Regions from separate parts of the Homo sapiens genome. Here region 2 is linked to region 1. The links are chromatin loops, found by intact Hi-C in ENCODE. Cell type or tissue: heart left ventricle. All regions are shown on one strand.

The links. Peaks named below come from ENCODE experiments on the same cell type or tissue, not always from the same donor. Only the 100,000 strongest peaks of a DNase experiment are listed, where the experiment ranks them.
Region 2: a loop joins it to region 1, with 2.2 times the contacts of the local background. A loop is called at or near these places in 4 of 110 quality-filtered maps.

The regions. Positions count from the first base shown.
Region 1 is chr5:42,589,975-42,592,474 of GRCh38, reverse strand. The region is part of intron 2 of GHR (growth hormone receptor); the gene reads right to left. Among named protein-coding and RNA genes, the nearest start is that of CCDC152, 170 kb to the left of the region's middle. In heart left ventricle, no CTCF peak of the experiment used is centred here; a DNase peak (open chromatin) is centred at 1,284; H3K4me3 peaks cover 403 bases; H3K27ac peaks cover 1,397 bases.
Region 2 is chr5:42,690,259-42,692,758 of GRCh38, reverse strand. All of the region lies in intron 4 of GHR (growth hormone receptor), which reads right to left. Among named protein-coding and RNA genes, the nearest start is that of CCDC152, 65 kb to the left of the region's middle. In heart left ventricle, no CTCF peak of the experiment used is centred here; a DNase peak (open chromatin) is centred at 998; H3K27ac peaks cover 499 bases.

The DNA of each region.
Region 1 (2,500 bases):
ACACATAAACACAAATAAGGGAATAATAGACACTGGCACCCACTTGGGGGTGGAGGATGGGAGGCGGGTGAGGACATAAAAACTAACCTATTGGAAACCATGTTTATTACCTGGGTGATGAAATCATGTATGCCCCAAACTCCCATGGCATCCAATTTATCTATATAACAGACCTGCACATGTACCTCTGAAACCAAAATAGAAGTTAAATTAAAAAAACATGGGAGATGTTAGGATTAAGATGGCAGATAGGGGCAGAACTAGCTTGCAAGCACCTGCTCGGCACAAAGAGCAGCATGTGAAGATTCACATCGTGAACTTTTGCTCCAAAAACTACCACAGCAACCTACTAGGAAAGCTGAGAGAATCCACAGACCCTTTGAAGGAACTGTATTGCTGCTGCAGGCTCCCTGAAACACTGAAAAACTGTTGAGTCTGCTTGCTTTCTCAGTGGGGACGCTGGTGGTCTGGGGCAAGTTCTCAGGCCTGGTCTCTGGCTGCCTGGAAATAGACTCGGTGCTGTTAGAGGGGCACAGTGGAGTGAGACCGGCCTTTGGACTGCTGGTCCTCTATTAAAATGCACATACCCCTGAGAGAGTTAGCACATTCATAATACTTCATAAGTCATATCTCAGCATTAATTAGTTTATCTGTTTCTTTCAATGGACATCAGTTTAAGACACAAACAGATGTTGAGGTGGAAGAGAAAGGTCAAAGTCTGGAGCTCTTTTGGGAGGGGCAGGAGGGTAAGGGGGCTGCAGAGGGATTCCCTGGTAGCAAGGACAGTGGACAAGTGCTGAGTCTGAGGGGCATGGGAAGGATCTGGAGACAGGGGAGGTAGACCCTCACAGAGAGAACTTTGGAGGCTTTTAGATGCTGAAAACTTTGGCAACTGCATGATATTCCCTAGATAACTCATCCGCAGATTAGTGGAACAGTCGTTGATAGATTTCCCCACCCCTGCAGGATAGTGGGAAATACCAGCTCTTCTTCCTCACCTTCCATCCCTTCCAATCGCAGCTATAAGAACTAGCTTACTTTTAATAACAGTCAAACAGTTTAAAAACCAAAGATCCTACCCACTTGTTCTGAAAGAGAAAATCAGACTGGAGAATGACAGAACAAGATCCACGAGAGCCAGTTGTCTCAGACAGGGTCAAAAGTTCACTTCTTGAACCTAGCTGCTGCCACTCCTTTGATGACCAAATGCGAAAAGCGTCTGCCCCATTTCTGGGCATTATCAGTGCTGTCAGCAGCCTGCACAGCTCCTACAGACAACCCTTGACAATGTCACAGCTGTTTCCTCGGCTGCCAAAACCGCTTAAACTTGCAGGGTTCCCTGTGTTCTTTTTAATCAGGGCTGGAAACTAAAGCTAACGAAAAACGATTCAGCTCAAGTGTTTTTCATTTTGATTGCAGAAGTGTACATTTGCCTAATGCAGAATGCTTCTGTACAGAGTTCCCTTTTAAAGATTGTGAGGTGGGTGGCCAACAGGGAGTTCTCTCCTGTTCATATTTTACTGTGCTGAACTGAAAAACAAGTTGCTAGGCTTGCATCAGGAAAATCAACTGTAGTCCCTGAAACAATTGCACAGCTGGATAAAGAAATCCAATAGAGAAAGCAAGTGGTCATTTCACTTCTGTACACCTTGTTCCAGCCTCACCAGTTCTAGGGACACAACCATGTTTCTGAGCCTGAAGATCCATTCAAAGTCACCTGTTAGAATGTCAACAAGCATGTATGAGTAACACTGCTTAATATCAAGATGATCTCTTTTTAAGGCTGCTCTACAGTCACATTTCTCACAGCAGAGTTTAAGTGGCAAAAACTGGATAACTGGTTGTAATAGAACACTTTTTAACATCCTCCAGTTAGTGTGCAATCTGAGTATGTGGCAAAACTGAATGATCTGTGGTTGCTTTTAAGGGGATAGTGGCTTTTGAATATTGAATGGTGTTTCCATTTTCTTGATTCCCATCTCTCTCATGCTGCCAACACAGCAGTCTTCCCCACAATAAATGCCAATAAGCAATGGAAGGAAGAAAATAAAAGAAATCACATTGAGTAGCTGAGTAGAAAACACTAGTTTAAAAAAATTTCCCCAGCAGAGACATTTCTCCTTCCCTCCTGATTTTAATCCTTAAATCTCTAAATGGTTATATGTAAACTGTCCTGAAATCTTTATTATTATTATTATTTTGAAACACTACATTTGAAAGTAGAAGTTGTCTCTAGCTTAATACTTTGACCAACTGCTTAGTGTGTGTTCAGAACACAAAAGCATATTCATATATGTACTTGCCCAGCTATAATTGAGAGTAAAGAGCAATTACTTCTCACTTATTCTCACCTTCACATTTTATATGTTCCTCATTCTTTTCAGTGAAGCTAGGATGATGCCAGGCACACAACATGCTCCCAATAAGCATTTATGGAGGAATGAATGAAATACCTAGCTAATGTTGCCTTTCTCCACTCCAACTTCCCAATGACTTACTG
Region 2 (2,500 bases), 100 kb before region 1:
TTAGCTCTTTCATGATTCACAGAATTTCTCAACAGTGCATGTCAGTACCTTGTTCCCCATGAGGACTGTTTAAAAAACCCTGTTTAGATTATCCCAAATCCATGAACTCCACAGGACAAACAGAGCATTTATTTTAAGCATGATGGATCAGAAACAGCTAGTTCAAAACACTACTTCCAACCTCTTTCTTCATGAACCAATGTTGAATTTCATTTTAAATAAATATTTATAACTTATATTTTAAACTATTAAATGTAGACAAGAACCCAAATTAGCTCATAAAACAGATACTGTGTCACTTGCCTTCTCTGGGTTGAATGTCTCTACAGATGACCAAAATCAATGTATGGAAGCTCCCCTCTGCTCTTACTCCCAAAAGTTAAGTGCTTTAGGTTTGCTCCCAGACTATCTTGTGAAATGGAAGGGGTGAGAACCATAGAAAGAGACTATCATTAAAAATAAGAATAAAGAGCAGAAGAAATGTTTTTCATCTAAAGACAACCAACTAGATAAAAGTAATAAAAATAAAACATCATTTATGTTTTTAAGGGCAGCTGTTTTCATGACAGAAAGCGCACGTTTTTGGCTTTAAATTTAATACTTTTGTTAAAGAAAAATGAAAGTAATAATGCCCTTTCTCCCTACTGATTTTCCACACAACCTTGTATAGAAAATGAAATTTCTCTTAAGACCAGGGTAATTTTTGAAGTGGGGTTGAATGGGTATGGAAGAGGTGGGGGATACAGCCTTAAGGACTGAGTGTTCACATGCCCACTTCCTTTAAAAACACAGCATTTACATGCAAGGAGCTGAGAGCAGAGCAGCTCGAACATGCTTCCCAGAGCCTCTTTTTACCATGCCTGTAATGTGCATTCATCCTGAGTCCCCTGCAAGCTCAGAGGCTGAATTTGGCACTATCGTCATCACAGGATGGCAGACACTGTTTTGAATCTGCTGCTCTAACATGTGGAGGCTGCCTTTTCTGCCAGCCACCTGGCAAGGAGCAGAGCCAGGCAAAACACACAACTGCCTGTAGGGCTGTGCCTGAACTGTCCTGTTGACAGCCTGACATGTTCACGTTCTGTTGTGCTTTAGATACTGAGGCCAGGCCAGCAAACTGAAACAACTGCACTGCCCACTGACTCTGACTTTGGATAAAATCATCTCAGAGTTTTATTTATGTGTCAGGGATGAGAAGCATGTTTCTATAGTTTCAGGAGTTGCCTGGCAACTGAGTTCTAAGAAACAGTGATAAGAGTCAGAAAGTGCATTTGTATTGTCTTCTCTGTGAAGTGGGCAATGAGAAATCAAATATAACTGTACACTAATCAGTCCAGTCCAGTCCTGATACTCCTAATCCCTCAGTTTTATCCTTCTTGGATAAACTGGGCTGTGGGCTCATAGTAGTTTGGCTAAGATATTCAAAATAGTTATATTTTATAGAAAAAACACAAATATCTAATTTTGTAAGTTTGGGTTGGCACTTAATCATGAAGCTGTACTTACCCTCCTGGGATTCCAAACACTACCAGGGCAAAATCTAAGACATCTTTCTGAATATGTCTGAACGTTTCCCTTTACCCAGTCACACTTTCAGCAGCATCCTTGGTAGTGTAGATCCTGGATTTGAACCAGAGATGCTGAAATGACTGGAGTGTGCATAAGATGCCTGTGGACAGAGTTATGTGACCCTGATTGATGAGGGCAAGGGATATATATTTATCAAGGCTTCATTCCTTTGGATTTCTCTTTTTGCTCATCAAATTTGGTAAATATTGAGGTAGCAAAAAATTATTTTCATAAAGTGGGCCCAGCTTAAGAGGTTATTCTGCTACTTTTCTTTACAGTTTGGCTAATTGTGCCTGTACAAATAACTTAATGATTCCACACATTTCAAAAGTGTCATCAAACATACTAACTTCATGTCTGAATGTATTTATAGAAATCAACTCTGTTTACTGGCCCCAACCTCTCTGTGGTGTCAGCCTTAAGGAAAAATATAGTATACTTGGTGCCCAAACATTTCATCTTCACTTCACTTCATCCAAGAGACCTCTCTTATACTGAAAGGTGGGGAAGGTCTGCTTGGTTGCTAACTCCAAGTATTTTTTTATCTGCAAATTAAGCAGCAGCTCTGCATTAAAATGCTCTTATACCAATAATTAAAATAATTATAACAATTTACTGGTATAAATGGTCTTATACAATTTATAGTCATTTTATAGTCCAGGAACTGGATTTCTATATCATAATTATTTTAAAATTATCACTATACTACCGATAAGAAGAATACCAGCTACCATTTAGTGAGTACTTATTATGTGTCAAGTACTCTGCCAAGTATTTTTCATGGGTTATCTCATATGATCCTCACAAGAAGTCATGAGGCAAGTCCATTATCTCCTTTCTGCAAATGAGGAGGCTGAGTTGTACACAAACTGGCTAATTTCCCTAGTATTCCTTGGTGAGAAAGTGCAGAACTACACTGAAGTGCAGGTTT